3 separate regions of the Homo sapiens genome follow, and regions 1 and 2 are each linked to region 3. The links are chromatin loops, found by intact Hi-C in ENCODE. Cell type or tissue: ascending aorta. All regions are shown on one strand. Each heading gives the region's core, and the rest is flanking DNA. Links, peaks and the distances in the headings are about the cores only. Region 1 overlaps CACNB4 (calcium voltage-gated channel auxiliary subunit beta 4). Region 2 overlaps CACNB4 (calcium voltage-gated channel auxiliary subunit beta 4). Region 3 overlaps CACNB4 (calcium voltage-gated channel auxiliary subunit beta 4).

Region 1 (5,919 bases), core at 537-5,536, 64 kb before region 3:
ATCATTTGGCTTATGTGACAAGCATAGTTGTAGCTTTTCTCTGCATTTAAGCTTTTTTTTTTTTATTATTGAGAAACTACTTAACATGGTGCATAATAGATGGCCTTCTAAGTGATGGATGAGAGGGAAGGCTATAACTTGATTATAGAAATGTATTCATTTGTGTTGATGTTCTGGGAACTTGTGCCAGCTCTCTACAGAGGTCACCTCGGTGTTGTTCCAACCCTTCTCTATTTGGATTTCCCTAAAATGATTAGCACTTTCTATATCAAAGATGTTTTCTTATCTGATAATTTCAAGACATGAAAACAAGAGGCTCTGGTCCACATAAGATTACCAGCTCAATGTCACATCAAACTGCCAGACTGAAGAGAAAATCACTGATCAACAAGCACATAGCTCAAACAGCAGCCAGGACAAATTGAGACCTTGATACAATGCAGGAAAGCAATCAAATACAAGGTTGGAATGTTGGTGTGAGTGAGTGTGCATGTCACATGTAAGAACATCTCTTACCTTTTCAAGTGGTGCTTCTCCTTGGACACAGTGGGTATTAGCAACTAATGAATATGGCTTGGGCATTTTTGATGGAAATGGTGAGACATAATCAACTTAACCATTCAGATGCCAGGGCACATGTTTCAGGTCAAGAGTTCTTGTCTTCTAGACAAATGTAGACATCCTCACCTCATATACCATCAAGAAAGTAGAGGCCATGGTTGAAGTTGATGGGTCCTCAGTTTCCTATTCCCAAGGCCCTGAAGTGTCTGTGCCTGCACTCATCTTTTCCCTGCATGTCACAATGAATTAGCATTCTTCTTTCTATCAAAGGTCTGTCCCTCCACTAGGGGTCTTGGATCCCACCCTTCTTGGCTACTCAAACACTTTACCCTTTTGCCTTTCTGTTTCCCAGAGCCCTCTGCCCTTTTCTTAGCTGTAAATCTTTCTTTGAATGATTATACACTCTAGTGTTGGTTCCATAGTCAAGGTGCACAGCACTATAGTCTACATGTCTATAATTACAACATCCCCTGTAAACAGTCCCTTCTGGGTAGGTGCCATGACACCAAACTTACATTTTCCAAAGTTGGATCCATATATTTATGGCTCTGCAGTCACAGAAGGGGATTTAAAGGTGCCCAGAGGACCATAGAGGTCTGTCAGAAATCTATGCTATAATTTTAAGGTTGACTGTGATTTAATGTTGTCAGTGTGTGATAATGCAAGCAATGATCTCAGACTTCTCAATCTTAATGAGAATGACTAGATTTGGGAGGCTCAGCAAATTAAATCATGTACTGCACTGGCAGCTCCTTGGGTCTCCTCTCTGGCTAGTTTGGCTCAGAGCTGATTCCTGGCTTCAGCTTTTTGGCAGGTGAAGGGATGCAGTATGTTCTACATTTACCTCTTTAATATGTAGAAAGTCTTTAGCATCAAAGGAGATAGCTGTGCTTGGAACAGGCACATCCTCGTCCAGGGCGCCGCAGTAGCTCACATTTGTCTTCACGGCAAATGCTACAGGTTTGGACTAGGGACAGAACCATGGAATAAGGAATGAGGAAGGGAGGAGAGAGGAGCATTTTTCATATTGAAACTCTGATAGTACCAGGTAGTGAGAAATAACTTTCCAAAGAGGGATCTCAAATGAGTTTTACATTCTCAAGCAATATCAAGAAACCTGCAGAGATGACTCTGAAAATGATTGGTCCTATCAGCCCAACCATTTTTCCTTTCCTGCAATACTTTCCAATATTCCAAATTTTAAAATGTGCTCTAAAGTATTAAGAGGGATAGACAAAGGCAGGGGAGGACAGTCTCTTCTCTAATCTTAAAATCTGTGTTTATTTTAAATGATAACCAATAGCTTCTTAACTTGGAATACAGGAAATGTGTGCAAGGTCTTTTTAAAAAGAAAAAAAAAAAGGTGGGAAGAGGATAAAATAGTATTTTTTAAATAGTCCAGATCTGAAAACGTGTGGGATTCTATACAACAGAATATCTGGTCCTGCCGGGGAAAAGAAGGGTTAGTCAGCGTCAAAGCTGATGGGCAGGGCTCTTCACAGATCACCTTCTCTCTAGCTAACGAAGCTGGTTTTGAAACTCTTTTTACACAAATGCCTCTCAGCAAAGTGCTCTCAGGCTGGCACAGCACTGTGGGGACACGTAAACCACCAGCCTAAGCAAACGGTGCTGCCACCCAAATTCGGGTGACCACACTGGTCACAAAACAGATTCTGAAAGAAAATTTTGTAACAAAAATTAGCCACAGTGAGACACAAGATTCCTGATATTCTGAGCTGCTTTGTTACCAGCTTATGTATTTGTGCTGGGAATCTGACTGGGGAACAGCAGTTAAGGCTGAAACCTCACTGATGTCCCTTCACATGTACTGCAAGAAAAGCCCCTTCCACCAACAGAGTACAGACATCATAGGTGTTGAGGCAAATGAAGACACCTAATTTGACTGCATCATTCTCCTCCCATCTTTTTTTTTTTTTTTTTTTGAGACGGAGTCTCACCCTGTTGCCCAGGCTGGAATGCAATGGTGTGATCTCGGCTGACTGCAACCTCTGCCTCCTGGGTTCAAGTGATTCTCTTGCCTCTGCCTCCCGAGTAGCTGGGATTACAGGTGCACACCACCACGCCCAGCTATTTTTTGTATATTTAGTAGAGGTGGGGTTTCACCATGTTGGCCAGGCTGGTCTCTAACTCCTGACCTCATGATCTGCCCGCCTCGGCCTCCCAAAGTGCTGGGATTACAGGCGTAAGCCACTGCACCGGCCCCTCTTTTTTTTTTTTTTTTTTTTTTTTTTTGGTAGGGTTTTGCTCTGTTGCCCAGGCTGGAGTGCACTGGTGTGATCTCAGTTCACTGCAGCCTTTATTTCCTGGGCCTAGGTGATCCTCCTACCTTAGCTTCCCAAGTAGCTGGAATTACAGATGTGAGCCACCATGCACAGCCTCTCACCTCTAAATATTTTACAATAAAAATAGAAAAGGGAAGGAATTCACTTTATTTGGGCTTCTGTTTTTTCTTCTTCTAAAAATCAGAAGACTGAACCAATATACCTTAGGAGTCTGTCACGTAGGGCAAAGAGGACAGGCCGGCCATGACCTTGTCTTGTATTTTGCTATTGTGCATAAAATTTCATTGGACAAAAAGGGTCGTGCTTCAAAAAATCAAAAAGCAAACAAACAAACAAAACAAAGTTGGAAGCACATGGAATGGGAGATCCCTAGTGACTCTTCTGGTTCTAACTTTCAACCATGCAGTTGGCTCCTTGCTGCTTCCTGTGGATGCAGCGATTTCTATGGAGGCCTCTTCTTGTGGAATATCTGAAGGTCTATTTTGGCAATGGCCTTTATTGCTTGTCTTTGCTGCACTTCTCAGAGTTGTTCAAAGTCCTGAACTTCACACTGAACTTGAGGTGGGATACTGAAAGCGAGAGAGAAGAGTAGAGAAACAAACAGGGCGATCCACAGAACAACAGCACACGTGTGGCCTGTAATAAAGGCTGAAGTAATGGATGAGGAGGGGCCAGGAATAGGCAGGGCCAGCTGGTGCCTGGGGGGCTGTCTGCCAACACTGGGCATGGGAGGTTTGATATTGCTAAGTTGGAAGACGACCAATAATTCACCACCAAACCAAATACAAAAAGGTGAAGGTTCTGAGGAAATGCCTCTTTGGAGATGTTACTAACCTCACTTAGAGGTGAAAGGATCAGAGAGCTTCCCAATCTGGAGCCTTGTTAGAATAATCACAAAATGATTATTCCAGAAATGTGAGGTAAGGGAAGAGCAGCTGGTAGCCACTGAGCAACGACCCACTTTTGAGCCAAAGAGAAGGAAAGAGACTCACCTTTGCTCTCTCAAGCTGGATAGCTGCTTGCTGTTCTCTCTCCTGTCGAATTGCTTCCCGGTCCTCTTCCAAAGAGACATCGGAGTCAGACGGCCTGCTTGTGTAGGAATCCGCTGAACCCTGGCAAAGAAAATAGAATAGTTTCAGATGATGTGTAGCTTCTTAAATTGTCACATCCATAACAGTATCCTGGGGCGAGTTCTTTTTCATTTGCCTAAAATTTGATGCACACACTCCATGCCTTATTGCAGATATAAATTTAGATGGCAGAATATAGTTAAGCATCTGAGTTATTCGGAAAGTAGCAATGTTGTGAAGAAAAATATTTTGACTAGATTAAGTGCTAGGAAGTAAACTGCAATGAAAATTATGTGATACTCAGCACCAATTCTTCTTGTTTTGTGCTATATTAAGCCCATATCACTTGTGAAACGTTAGTTTTCATCCATCTTCTCTTTTGCATATACATCTAAAGGAAAAAGAGACTCAGCTTATTACAAAAGATAAATCCTACCTGTATTTGGGCTATGGGTCATCTATTTGTCTAAGATTTCAATATAGTAAAGCATCATCTTACATTAGTAAAATGATTTTCCAGTTTCAATGTCAACACTATTGAACTCTTTCACTACTAAAACTTCAATCATTGTCCTGCAGCAGCCCAGACGTGGTCAACAAGAACACTGAGCAGAAAAACAACCTTGAGGATGAAAACAGGGATGTTCTCAGTTGAAGCCCACACTAGAAGAGCTATTTAAACAGCACTGAAGGCTGGGCACGGTGGCTCACGCCTGTAATCCCAGCACTTTGGGAGGCCAAGGTGGGTGGATCACCAGGTCAGGAGTTTGAGACCAGCCTGGCTGACATGGTGAAACCCCATCTCTACTAAAAATACAAAAATTAGCCGGGCATGGTGGGGGGCGCCTGTAATCCCAGCTACTCGGGAGGCTGAGGCAGGAGAATCGTTTGAACCCGGGAGGCAGAGGTTGCAGTGAGCCGAGATGGCACCATTGCACTCCAGCCTGGATGACACAGCAAGACTCCATCTCAAAAAAAAAATAAAATAAAATAAAAATAAAAAAATTAAAAAAGGCCAGGCGCAGTGGCTCACGCCTGTAATCTCAGCACTTTGGGAGGCCGAGGTGGGAGGATCACGAGGTCAGGAGTTCGACACCAGCCTGGCTAACATGGTGAAATCCCGTCTCTACTAAAAATACAAAAAAAAAAAAAAAAATTAGCCAGGCGTGGTGGCGGGCGCCTGTAGTCCCCAGCTACTCAGGAGGCTGAGGCAGGAGAATGGCGTGAACCCCGGAGGCGGAGCTTGCAGTGAGCTGAGATTGCACCACTGCACTCCAGCCTGGGCGACACAGCGAGACTCCGTCTCAAAAAAAAAAAAAAAAAAAAAAAAAGTTCTGAAATCCAGTCTGACTGATGTGGCGAAGTTAAAAAGTCAACCCCTTCCTTGCCTCCCCCACCGCAAAAAACCCTGGAGGTTTGTCTTATGGCTGCTACAGGAACATCATCCTTACAGTTTCCTTAAGCTGGCATTAAAAGTTGATATTTGCATAGATGGTAACATTTACACAGCAGAGGTATTGGGAGGACTGGTGTATTTGATTATGTTTCATAAATCATGCACAGGTTTTGAAAAACATAGACCTATCCATATAGCTGAGAATCTGCTGTCCACTGAGTGGGGGAAAAAGCTTTAAGAAATAGTTGACTGCTGAATCTGGTCCTTTGAAAGTTTTTCTACATGTAGAAATGTTGACTTGTGAATTTGTTGCCTTTAAGGGCAACTTTGTCTCTCAGTAGAGGCCATCATTCTAGCAAGGGTAGCATAGATTTTCCTGGCAGCCTAGAACAAGAACTCCTGGTTAGCGGTTTTATCAGAGTGCCCAGTCAAGTCCTGGTTCTAAATTTTGCCTCTGCAACATACTGCAGAAAACTTTATAGAAGTTACTGGACCACTCTGAGACAGTCTTCTTGTCTATTAAAGAGGGACAGTGCCTACTTCACAGGATTAAATGGAACAAGATATAATGAGCAGTAATATTTACTGA
Region 2 (5,919 bases), core at 566-5,565, 50 kb after region 3:
GTAAGGAACCAGAAAAACAGGATAGTGCCAGAGACTACTTCTCTGAACACGGAGGCATAGGTTGGGGAGCACTTTTTTTTTTTTTTTTTTTGAGACGGAGTCTTGCTCTATCGCCCAGGCTGGAGTGCAGTAGCACAATCTTGGCCCACTGCAACCTCTGCCTCCCAGGTTCAAGCGATTCTCCTGCCTCAGCCTCCCGAGTAGCTGGGAGTACAGGTGTGTGCCACCACGCCGGGCTAATTTTTGTATTTTCAGTAGAGACGGGGTTTCACCATGTTGGTCAGGCTGGTCTCGAACTCCTGACCTTGTGATCCGCCCACCTCGGCCTCCCAAAGTGCTGGGATTACAGGCGTGAGCCACTGTGCCCAGCCGGGGACCACTTTTAAAGTTGAAAAAGTGGCCAGGCACAGTGGCTCATGCCTGTAATCCCAGCACTTTGGGAGGTCAAGGCAGGAGGATTGCTTGAGCCCAGGAGTTTGAGACCAGCCTGGATAACATGGCAAGACCCTATCTCTACAAAAAATTTAAAAATTAGCTGAGTATGGTGGTGTGTGCCTGTAGTCTCAGCTACTTGGGAGGCTGAGGTAGGAGAATTGCTTTAGCCCAGGAGTTTGAGGCTGCAGTGAGCTATGCTGGAATCACTACACTCCAGCCTAAGTAAGAGAGAAAGACTCTGTTTCTTAAAAAAAAACACCACCGAGGATTAAATTTTCCTGTCTGGAATCCAGAAAAAAAGGGTCCCTTTTCTTTTTTTTTCAGACACTGTCTCACTCTGTCGCCCAGGCTGGAGTGCAGTGGCATGATCATGCTTTACAAAGCGATTCTTCTGCCTCAGCCTCCCAAGTAGCTGGGATTAAAGGCGTGTGCCACCACACCCAGCTCATTTTGTATTTTTAGTAGAGACGGGGTTTCAGCATGTTGCCGGGCTGGTCTCAAACTCCTGGCCTCAAGTGATCTGCCCACCTTGGCCTCCCAAAGTGCTGAGATTACAGGCGTGAGCCACCATTCCCAGCCAAAAGGGTCCCCCCTTTTTTTTTTGAGGCACAGTCTCACTCTGTCGCCCAGGCTGGAGTGCAGTGGTACAATCTTGGCTCACTGCAACCTCCACCTCCTGGGTTCAAGCAATTCTCGTGCCTCAGCTTCCCAAGGAGCTGGGATTAGAGGCGCCTGTCCCTTTTCTACAGGCTGCCTCATAGGCTCCTTAAGCAAATATGACTGCCTGCCCCACCTACATCTAGGAGATACATCATTTAGGCCAGGTTTTCCTTTTAGCCTCCTGATTTCTATTAGCCTTGCAAATGCATTTTTCTTTTCTTTCTTTCTTTTTTTCTTTAGAGACAGAGTCTTGCCCATGCTGGTCTTGAACTCCTGGCCTCAAGTGATCCTTCTGCCTCAGCCTCCCAAAGTACTGAGATCACAAGTGTGAGCCACCATATCTAGCTGCCTTGTCAATTCTTGCAATAATTTTTGTTCCCAAGTGAAAATAGAAATTAAATTTAAACTTGAGGTCCAGTTTGATGCTGATCAAACAAGGAATTAAATAAATTTGCAGAAACTTTGGTTTTTACATCTCTCAGAAGTATATGCTCAACAAGACATATTCCAAATTATTACTGGCCTACTCAGTTGGCAAATATAAGTGCCAAAAAGGTTGCAAGCATAAATGCCAAAGTAACTGCCCCCTCCCCCCGCCCAAGGCTATCCCTTAGACACACACCAGGAGTGTTTTGGGTACTTTATATGACAAAAATAAAAATGTACCTCAAAAACACTCCCAGGCCATAACAATAAACCACAAGGCCAAAGTCATTACAAGGTAAAATGAGAAAACATCATGTGAATTTTTTGAGTGTAAGATTTATGGCTCACAGCCTTTCAGTCATGTGCTTAGCACAAAAAGAAGCAGAATACATTAGATTTAATAGGCATTAGCCAAAAAAATAAGGAAGTAAGTTCATACACAAAATGATTCAAAGCATAATATCACTTAACAGACATGCTTTATTAAAGTCTGTACCATCCTGGCTAACACAGTGAAACCCCGTCTCTACTAAAAATGCAAAAACAATTAGCCTGGCATGGTGGCGGGCACCTGTAGTCCCAGCTACTCGGGAGGCTGAGGCAGGAGAGTGGCGTGAACCCAGAAGGTGGAGCTTGCAGTGAGCCAAGATCACGCCACTGCACCCCAGCCTGGGTGACAAAGCGAGACTCCGTCTCAAAAATAAAATAAAATAAAATAAAGTCTGTCATTTAGAAGTCTGCAGAGCCTACCAACATTGCCTGGCAGTTGGGCCCTATGTTGGGAAACTACCTACCAGTACCTGGTAAAGCTATCAACTTCTCCTGAGACAAGGCAAACTGCTCTTTGGGCTGGTTTACTTCAATATTTACTCCAGCTCTCCAAATAGCTTTCATTCTCCTGAACTAGTGGAGGGCTGACCTTGCAAACAAGTTCAAAGCAGTTCAAAGTCTGCAAAGAGAAAATCTACTTTTAGATGAATGGTCGGAGCAAGTCCTTATGAAGAAGAAAGGCTGGCTTCTGTTTGTTGTTATTTTTCCTATATAAGTCTACAAACACCAGCACCAGACATGGTAATCCTTCAGACAATTCACTTGGATTCAAGAACGGTATTGCCCGTAATAGATACTAGTATGAAATTTTAAAAATCCATTTGCTTACAGGCTTCTCACTACTGGCTAGCTTGGAAACAAGTTGAATACAACCACAGCATTCATTTCTTTTACTCATTTATTGAATGAAGATCAAACACAGCAAAGTCAAGGCTTAACCTCTCCTGTGTGCTCATTTGGCTGTGAGTGTCAAGACCCTCATATACTGCTTAGACAACCAAAGATTAATAGAGTGAGACCCCCTCAAGAGTCACTGTGATTCAGAAGCTCAGAACAGAGAACTCATCGGGGCTGCAGTGAGCTGTGATCACGCTGCTGCACTCCAGCCTGGGCAACAGAGCAAGACCCTGTCTCTTAAAAAAAAAAAAAAAAAAGAATAGAGAACTCAGAAGCTCTTAGTCTTAATGCTATGTCAGCCCACAACTTGCCAAGTGACCTTACATAATCCTTCTGGCTTTCAGTTTTTTCCATTTTCAAACTGAAGAATGTGAGTGACTCAAAAATAAATAGCCCAATATCCCCTCCTGTCCCAAGGTTTTTACCTTTCTTTCCAATCTGGGCTGAGTAAACCTGCCATTCCTTTCCATGATTAAAGAAGGCAGAAACCTCAGAATATTTTTCTTATTTTCTGTCACTTGATTTCCTCCCTTTTGAATACCAGTTTCTAAAATCCTAGTGTCTTGCCCAGGAAACTAAAGAAAAGGAGGCAGAGATGGAGTCACAGAAATGTCATCACAGACAGACACAGGAAAGGCTCAAGAGAAGCTCCTGCTTTCAAACTGGCAGCTGTTACCTGTTGGTGTTTAAGAAAAAAAATAACACAAACCTAGTCCCTAGGGATGAGGTGTTCCAATGGTTGTATAAATATACATCACAGGGTATAAGGGCCAAGGGGTTTTTTCATTTCACTATGAAAATGTTAAGTAAATAAATACACCCTGTAGTGAGCTGAGTGATGACCCCACACCAAAAGATACATCTGCATTCAAATCCCTGGAACCTCTAAATGTGACCTCATTTGGAAAAAGGGTCTTTGCAAATTTAAGTTAAGGATGTTGCAATGAGATCATCCTGGATTACTTGAATGGGTCCTAAATCCAATGGCAAGTGTCCTTATAAGAGACAAAGGGGGCCAGGCGCAGTGGCTCACGCCTGTAATCCCAGCACTTTGGGAGGCTGAGGCAGGCGGATCACGAGGTCAGGAGATCGAGACCATCCTGGCCAACACGGTGAAACCCCGTCTCTACTAAAAATACAAAAAATTAGGCAGGCGTGGTGGCGGGCGCCTCTAGTCCCAGCTGCTCAGGAGGCTGAGGCAGGAGAATGGCGTGAACCCAGGAGGCAGAGCTTGCAGTGAGCTGAGATCGCGCCACTGCACTCCAGCCTGGGAGACAGAGTGAGACTCTGTCTCAAAAAAAAAGAGACGAAGGGGACAAAGGGGAGAAGACACAGAGGACAAGGTGACATGAAGATGAATGCTGAGATTGGAGTGATGTAACCATGAGCCAAGAAGTCACGGAATGCTAACGGCCACCAGACGCTGGAAGGTCAAGGAACGAAATTCTCCCCCAGAGCCTTCCAAGGAAGGCAACCCTGCTGACACCTTGATTTCCAACTTCTGACCCCTACAACTGTGAGAAAATAAATGTGTGCTATTTTACACCACCGGCTTTGTAGTACTTTGTTGCAGCAACCTCAGGAAACAAGTATGTCCTAAACCCAACCACAGTCAAATTCCTAAATTAATCCCTTTTTAATACATGATACTATCTTTTTCACTTTCGTGGGAGCCATCATTTCAGAATATTTCTCAATGTTTTTCAGCCTCATTACTCTATTACACTGGCACAAATTTATCTACAGATCCCGAAGTCTACTCTACCTTCCAGAAATGAATGTTTATCAAAAAGTTGAAATAGGCTGGGCATGGTGGCTCATGTCTGTAATCCCAGCACTTTGGGAGGCCAAGGTGGGGGGATCGCCTGAGGTCAGGAGTTCAAGACCAGCCTGGCCAACATGGTGAACCCCTGTCTCTACTAAAAATACAAAAAAATTAGCTGGGCATGGTGTTGCACACCTGTAGTCCCAGCTACTCAGGAGGCTCAGACAAGAGAATCGCTTGAACTCAGGAGGCGTAGGTTGTGGTGAGTGGAGATGGTGCCACTGCAATCCAGCCTGGGCAACTCCATCTCCAAAAAAAAAAAAAAAAAAAAAAAAAAAAGTTGAAATTAAGTAAATTATGTAAACTGGAAAATATGCGATAAGTAGAAAGAGAATATCATCTGAGGTAGCAAAACCCAGTTTTGGTTCCTTACTCTGCTACATGTTACCTGAATGAACTTGATCAAGTCCCTGAACTTCCTTAACTTCTCAGAACCTCAGCTGTCTTATTGGTAAAATGAAACCATAAGTGCCATTTGCCTCACAAGATTGTTATGAGGCTCAGATGAAAGATGTGGAAATGATAAGGCCTGTACAGAAATCCACGGTGCTTATTATCCTTCCTCTCAGTATTCTGTCTCCCCTCCACGGGGGCACTAAGTCCATCTAGCAGGACCAGCAATGCATACAGCCAATAATAGGCTGGTCATCCCACATCTGCATCATTGGAATGCTGTATTCAGCACACCCCCCAGAAAATCTATTTTCACAGTGAGCCTCTCCCCTGCGTTCGAGGGCTGTCTACCCTAGTCTATGAGAATAGGGACATCGGTGGGCAGCCAGGTCTCCCAATGGATGTCTGAGCAGTGAGCAAGAGGGTGACCCACCTCTCCACCAAAGTGTGAAAAGCTTTCCCCTGGAGCTTGGTGAGCTTCACCCTCACGAAGATGCAAAAGTACCTTCTGCTTCTCTGTCACCTTGGTGCCAATGTAGGGACTCACACCCCGGGGCTGAGCCTGAATTTTATTTGGAGAACAGTTCTTGCAGCTTTAGCCTGAGAACAAATGCGGCTGTCAGCTGCTTGGCATAAGGAATCAGTAGGAACAGGGTGTCTTTTAATTAATTATCCAGACAATCAATCACTCACTCCATGGCCTACTCATGACCTCCACTAGATGGCGCAGGTGGTGCTTCTTCCCAGCTCCAGCCCAGAACGGTGCTCCCCTTGGACAGTTCATGTCCGCCCCCTCTGGGTTTTTTGCTCTATCTTTTAAAATCCAGTCCCCAGTCCCATCTGCTGGTACCTTCGGGACAATCCTCAGAATTTCTTTCCAGTTGATGGTACCTTATTCTGTCTGCCCGCCCTGTTATGGTTTTTTTTTTTTCTTCTTATACCCTTTGGGGGAA
Region 3 (5,919 bases), core at 288-5,287:
GTGACCACAGCTCACTATAGCTTCGAACACCTGGACTCATGTTATCCTCCTGCCTCAGTCTCCTAAGTAGCTGAGATGACACAACAAGCACACGCCACCACACCTGGCTAATTTTGTTTTTAACTTTTTTTGTAGAGATGGAGTTTCGCTTTGTTGCCCAGGCTTGTCTCAAATTCCTGGCCTCAAGTGATCCTCCCACCTCAGCCTCCCAAAGCGCTGGGATTACAGGCATAAGCCACCACGTCCGGCCTGGGATTGTACTTTCTAAAGTCCTTTACAGTGCTGAGCTCCTATGATGAGAAATACAGGAGAATACAGTAGACAGAAAAAATTAGTCTTGAGTTATTTGGGTCTGATCTGGAAGAAAAAGAGAGTATAGGTATTAAACAGGAGAGAGACATGATAAAAGTTACAACTGAAGGCCGGGTGTGGTGGCTTACACCTATAATCCCAGCACTTGAGGAGGCCAAGGCAGGCAGATCACCTGAGGTCAGGAGTTCGAGACCAGCCTGGCCAACATGGAGAAACTCCATCTCAACTTAAAATATAAAAATTAGCCAGGTGTCATGGCACACGCCTGTAATCCCAGATACTCAGGAGGGTGAGGCAGAAGAATTGCTTGAACCCGGCACACGGAGGTTGCAGTGAGCCAAGATCCTGCCACAGCACTCCAGGCTGGGTGACAGAGCAAGACTCTGTTTCAACAACAAAAAGTTACAACTGAAGACAGTTCTAGCAGAAACTGTCTTCTTGGAAAGAAGAGGAGGAGGAGGACTAGAACCCAGGAAGTCAAAAATGAGGCTGTAGCAGTAATCCAGTTGTGAGACAATAGGGTCTAGATTGGGCCAATATTAATAAGAATAGGAAGAAAATGGCATAATACATTAACATAACATAAAATGTCAGGATTTCCTCATTAGCTATTCACAGGAGATGGGGTAGGGGTGTAAGCTTCGCTTGCACTCTGGGTTTCTCTGTTCTCAGTAGAACTTCCAGTAAATATTGAACTTAGTCCCAATAAGTGACTGAGACACTCGGTGTCTCAATGTATTTGTTTGTTAAAATGATTTCCAAACAAACAAAAAGTTCATCAAAAGGAAAGCTATCTGGGATAGTGGAAAATACTCAGGTTTTGAAGATAGTTTTATCCCAGGACTACCTCTTGCACAGCAGCCTTACACACAGGTAGAACAGGCAGACTCCTGCCAACTTTAGAAATTCCAGAAATCCTCCTCTCCTGCCTGCACTTGCCCAGGGGTGTCTCTATTTCTGTTTCCTCATCTTAACAATGGGGATAGGCCGGGCATGATGGCTCATGCCTGTAATCCCAGCACTTTGAGAGGCTGAGGTGGGGACTGCTTGAGCCCGGGAGTTCAAGGTGGTGAAACCTTGTCTCTACAAAAATTATAAAGATTAGCTGGGTGTGGTGGTGTGTGCCATAGTCATAGCTACTCAGGAGGCTGAGGTGGGAGGATCACCTGGTCCCTGGAAGTAGAGGCTCCAGTGAGCTGTGATTGCACCACCACACTCCAGCCTAGGTGACAGAGTGAAACCCTGTTTCAAATAAATAAATTTAAATTTAAATTTAAAATGGCGATAATGTTAGTACATAGCCCGTAGGGTTGTTGAGAGGAACAAATGAGTTAATATATGTAAAGTAGCAATAGTACGCGCCTGTAGTCATAGCTACTTAGGAGGCGGGAGCTGAGCCCAGGAGTTCAAGGCTGCAGTGAGCTAAGATTATTGCACTTCAGCCTGTGTGATGGAGCAAGATGACCCTGTCTTTAAAAAAAAAAAAAAAAAAGAATTACATGTGTGTGTGCGCGTGTGTGTATATACAAAGAAGTTAGAACAGCACTGGCACAAAGCACTACATAAATGTTAGCTATTATTATTACTACTGCTGCTGCTACTATTGTTGTTGTTATTATTATTATTATAATAAAATGCCTCCCAAGGCCAGGTGCGGTGGCTCACGGCTGTAATCCTAGCACTTTGGGAGGCGAAGGCTGGTAGATCACATGAGGTCAGGAGTTCAAGACCAGCCTGGCCAACATGGCGAAACCCTGTCTCTACTAAAAATACAAAAATTAGCCAGGCATGGTGGTGGGTGGCTGTAATCCCAGCCACTCAGAAGGCTGAGGCAGGAGAATCACTTGAACCCGGGAGGTGGAGGTTGCAGTGAGCCAAGATTGCGCCATTGCACTCCAGCCCGGGCAACAAGAGTAAAACTCTGTCGCAAAAAAAAAAAAAGGCTCCCAATGAGGCTTCAGTGACCAACCTTCCTGGTTTGCCTGGGACTTCAGTGTTTCCCAGGACACAGGACAGTCCCAGGCAAACCCTGATGGCTAGTCACCCTAAGGGGCCTCAAAATCCTACATTACTCACTCCACTAAAGGTTGTTACTGAGATGCAAATGTTATCAGAAGGCTGTTGGATGCACTTTAAACCATTAGCATTCCTTAACAATATATAATGAGATCATCAATTTAGCAAAATTCTGAGAACGTGAGCCACATGACAGATACATTCTGATGGACAACCAGCAGAGAAAGATCAGAGCTTCAGGGTGTGTCCTGAGCACCCCAGGGCTCCAGCAGGGCACAAGGCACCTGGTACAATGGGGTGGAAAGCAGGGCCAGCATGTCCCATGGGGAGGAGAGAAAGAAAAAAGAAAACACCGTCCCAGGGATATAAGCTGTTTCTCTCTTATAATTTCATCAAATTTCATACAAATTTCAGTGATGAAATTTCATCAATACAATTTCATCAATCTCTTCAATAGATCCTTATGGAAGGAATATTATGACTCTGAAGGACGGTGATTCTGAGTCCTTTAGAAAACAAAATCTGAGTAAATTCTGGTGTCCTGTGCCATAAATCCTGGTGTGACATGTGCTCACAGCCTGAAATTTGATTTCAGTCCAATTCCCCAAGGAGAGACACCAGATGAAAAACATTCTGTGTATGGTCAATGTGAAAAAAAAGAGCAGTCCTCAGAAAAAGCAACCCCATGAAAAGAATGGATTAAACCGGATCCCCAGAAGGAGAGCCCTCCACAGCCTGCAGAAGGCACTTCATGGCTGGTAGCGTCATCCTGTAACACAGGGTCACCCAGGTGAAACAACAGGGATGGGGCTATGCAGGCAACAGAAGATGGAAAGAGAAGATGTCCAGGGCTTGCTTGCCTTTCAAGATCTGCTGTTCTGTAAACCTGCAAAACAGTGGTTCTGGAACTTAGGGGGCAAAGAAGAATCACGTGGGGTACTTATTAAATATACTGCTCCCTGCTGCCCCTAGCGGATTCTGAGTGGAGTTCTAGAAACTGCATTCCTAACCAGTTTCCCTAGGCAGGGGGAGTGGGGGACGGGATTCTATTGCAGAGTGGCCTGTGGACCACACTTTAAGAGTCGCTGCTATAAGAATTCCGCATCACACATAGAATAAGTAACTTCAGAAACAGGTCCCAAGTGGCCTGAGAATGTCTATGCACTTTTCAAAAGCGCTGCCAGAAACGTTTACTGCACGGCTCCCTTGGTAGGGAGAAGGTTCTTTCATTTGCAAAAAGCTGCGAGGTCGTCCGGGTCTGGCAGCAAGGCTTCTATTTGGGAATGGACACTGCCAGTTCCACTTGCCTCTTCTGAGACCACCCAGCACTTCCTGCAGGCACCTGCCCCGGAGCCCAGCAGAAAGAGAGATAAGATCAGATTTCACTCACTATTATGAGAATGTCTATTTGTTGGCTAATAAGTCCCTGGTTTATAAAAAACAAGCAGCAGTAGCTTAAAAAGGGAAGAGAAAGCAAACCAGAGTGCAGAAATGGCATACTGAGGAGTCTTGGCCGAGGCTGCCGGAGGTAGGCGAGGGCATTCTGGTGCTCCACTGAGGAGCTCAGGCCTTCAAGAAGCCAATGACTCACTTGGCGGCTTTCTTGGGCTTTCAGTTTTTGGCATGCATAAGGCAATGTGGGTATGGATGATAGTGTCATTGGTGTATTTATTGCATTTGGATTGGTTGCCTTAAAATCTCTCATGAGAAACTAGGAACAAACCGGGTGTCATTTTTTTCTTAGAGATCTACATTTAAAAAGCTCTCCTACCCCAAAGCCAGCATTTCCTAAATGAGCCTTGCAGTTTAGCTGCAATCAAAAGGCAGTGAGTGGCATCACTAGCAAAGGTGCAAATTATATAACCTGGAACAGGTAAGCAAAAGGCAGAAGACAGCCACTCCCACTACAGTCTTGAATGTCCCTTTCTGTGCTCTGACCTGAAGGTCCTAAAAACAGTCCAGACCAGGTGCAGTGGTTCATGCCTGTAATCCCAACACTTTGGAGGCCAAGGAGGGTGGATTGGTTGAGCCCAGGAGTTTGAGACCAGCCTGGGCAACACAGGGAGACTCCTGTCTCTATAAAAAATATAAAAATTAGCCAGGCATAGTGATGCATGCCTGTAGTCCCAGCTACTCAGGAAGCTGAGGTGGGAGAATCATCTGAGCCTAGCAAGTCCAGGCTGCAGTGAGCCAAGATCGTGCCACTGCACTCCAGCCTGGGCAACAGAGTGAGATCCTGTCAAAAAAAAAAAGAAAAAAAGTCTAAAATGACAGATGTAATGGAAGCAGCAGTTCCTGCCAAGTGCCCTGTACCCTTGGGTATTTTGAAACTACTAGTTCCCCTGCCCCTGGCCACAGTACAGAGTGTAAGTGGAATAAGGTGGGACTGGGAGGCATTCATTCCTGGGATTTAAGCCCTCCACTTCTCCAGCTTCTCTCCTCCACCCTTCTACTCTGCAAGCACACAGTTTAATGTAATAATTATGAGATCTAGAGAATAAATGGAATGATAGTACATTTGTTTAAAGGTAGATGTCATTGGTATCTACTTCCTGTCTTTCCCAGTTTCATTCATTCCCCTACCTCTTTCTGCTTGCTCTCTTTTTTGGTTTTTGGTCTTTTTCTTTGCCTGACCTGCTTTCTTCTTTCCTCTTCTTCTCTTCCTACCTTTTCTCCCTGACTTCCTCCTTCTTTGTCCCTTCCTCTTTCCTTCCATACTTTAATTCAATTAACACGTATGATACCTATTGCTTTCAAATAGGTATCAAAATAAATAGGTAACAAAAAAAAAAAAGTGCCATCCTGACCTAAGAGGACTGACACTCAGTTCAGTCAACAACTACTTTGTGAGTTTCTTTTTGCCAAGCAAGGCTGCAGGTATTTCAGACACATGATGGACTAAACAGAGTAAGCATCCCTGCCCTTACGGAGCCTAGTAAAAGATACAGAGAAGCAAACAAGGAGTTAAAGTGCAGAGGAAAGTACCAAAAGTTCAGACTAGGGAATTATGAGAGGCTTCTGGCAGGATGTGATGTTGAGTCAGGCCTTGAAGGAGATGGAACAGTTAGTTCGTAGCCAAAAGAAGACACATATGCAAAGGCAAGAAGGTATAAAACAGCATGGTCCGTTCAGGGACCTACCAAGTAGGTGATGTGGCTGATATGCAAGGATGGCTGTGAGAAAGAGGGAGAAGCCGAGGCTGAGGTCCTAGCAAGGGCCATGATGTCAAGGTCCTGATGTGCCAAGGAAAGGCATCTGCAATGGGTTCTGAAGGCCATGGAGGACTACTGAAGGGTTTCATATAGGTAAATAACATGATCAGATTTGCATTTTAAAGAGACAGTATTCTGGCCAGGTGCGGTAGCTCACACCTGTAATACTGGCACTTTGGGAGGCTGAGGCGGTGGATCACTTAAGGTCAGGAGTTCGAGACCAACATGGCCAACATGGAGAAACTCTGTTTCTACTAAAAATACAAAAATTAGCCTGGCATGGTGGCACGCGCCTGTAGCCCCAGCTACTTGGGAGGCTGAGGCAAGATAATCACTTGAACCCGGGAGGTGGAGGTTGCAGTGAGCTGAGATGGCATTC

The links. A loop is a pair of places that touch in the nucleus more often than their neighbours do. Peaks named below come from ENCODE experiments on the same cell type or tissue, not always from the same donor. Only the 100,000 strongest peaks of a DNase experiment are listed, where the experiment ranks them.
Region 1: a loop joins it to region 3, with 2.4 times the contacts of the local background. A loop is called at or near these places in 2 of 110 quality-filtered maps.
Region 2: a loop joins it to region 3, with 3 times the contacts of the local background. A loop is called at or near these places in 3 of 110 quality-filtered maps.

Annotation. Positions count from the first base shown.
Region 1 is chr2:151,879,395-151,885,313 of GRCh38, forward strand. It overlaps CACNB4 (calcium voltage-gated channel auxiliary subunit beta 4), which reads right to left. Exons shown (of 14, transcript NM_000726.5): 3 at 3,857-3,976; 4 at 1,406-1,528. Among named protein-coding and RNA genes, the nearest start is that of ARL5A, 54 kb to the left of the region's middle. In ascending aorta, for the core only: no CTCF peak of the experiment used is centred there; no DNase peak of the experiment used is centred there; H3K27ac peaks cover 1,027 bases.
Region 2 is chr2:151,993,492-151,999,410 of GRCh38, forward strand. The region is part of intron 2 of CACNB4 (calcium voltage-gated channel auxiliary subunit beta 4); the gene reads right to left. Among named protein-coding and RNA genes, the nearest start is that of CACNB4, 100 kb to the right of the region's middle. RefSeq lists an enhancer at 5,617-5,696. In ascending aorta, for the core only: no CTCF peak of the experiment used is centred there; no DNase peak of the experiment used is centred there; H3K27ac peaks cover 2,658 bases.
Region 3 is chr2:151,944,090-151,950,008 of GRCh38, forward strand. All of the region lies in intron 2 of CACNB4 (calcium voltage-gated channel auxiliary subunit beta 4), which reads right to left. Among named protein-coding and RNA genes, the nearest start is that of ARL5A, 120 kb to the left of the region's middle. In ascending aorta, for the core only: a CTCF peak has its summit at 3,323; DNase peaks (open chromatin) are centred at 3,262 and 3,902; H3K4me3 peaks cover 1,481 bases; H3K27ac peaks cover 2,510 bases.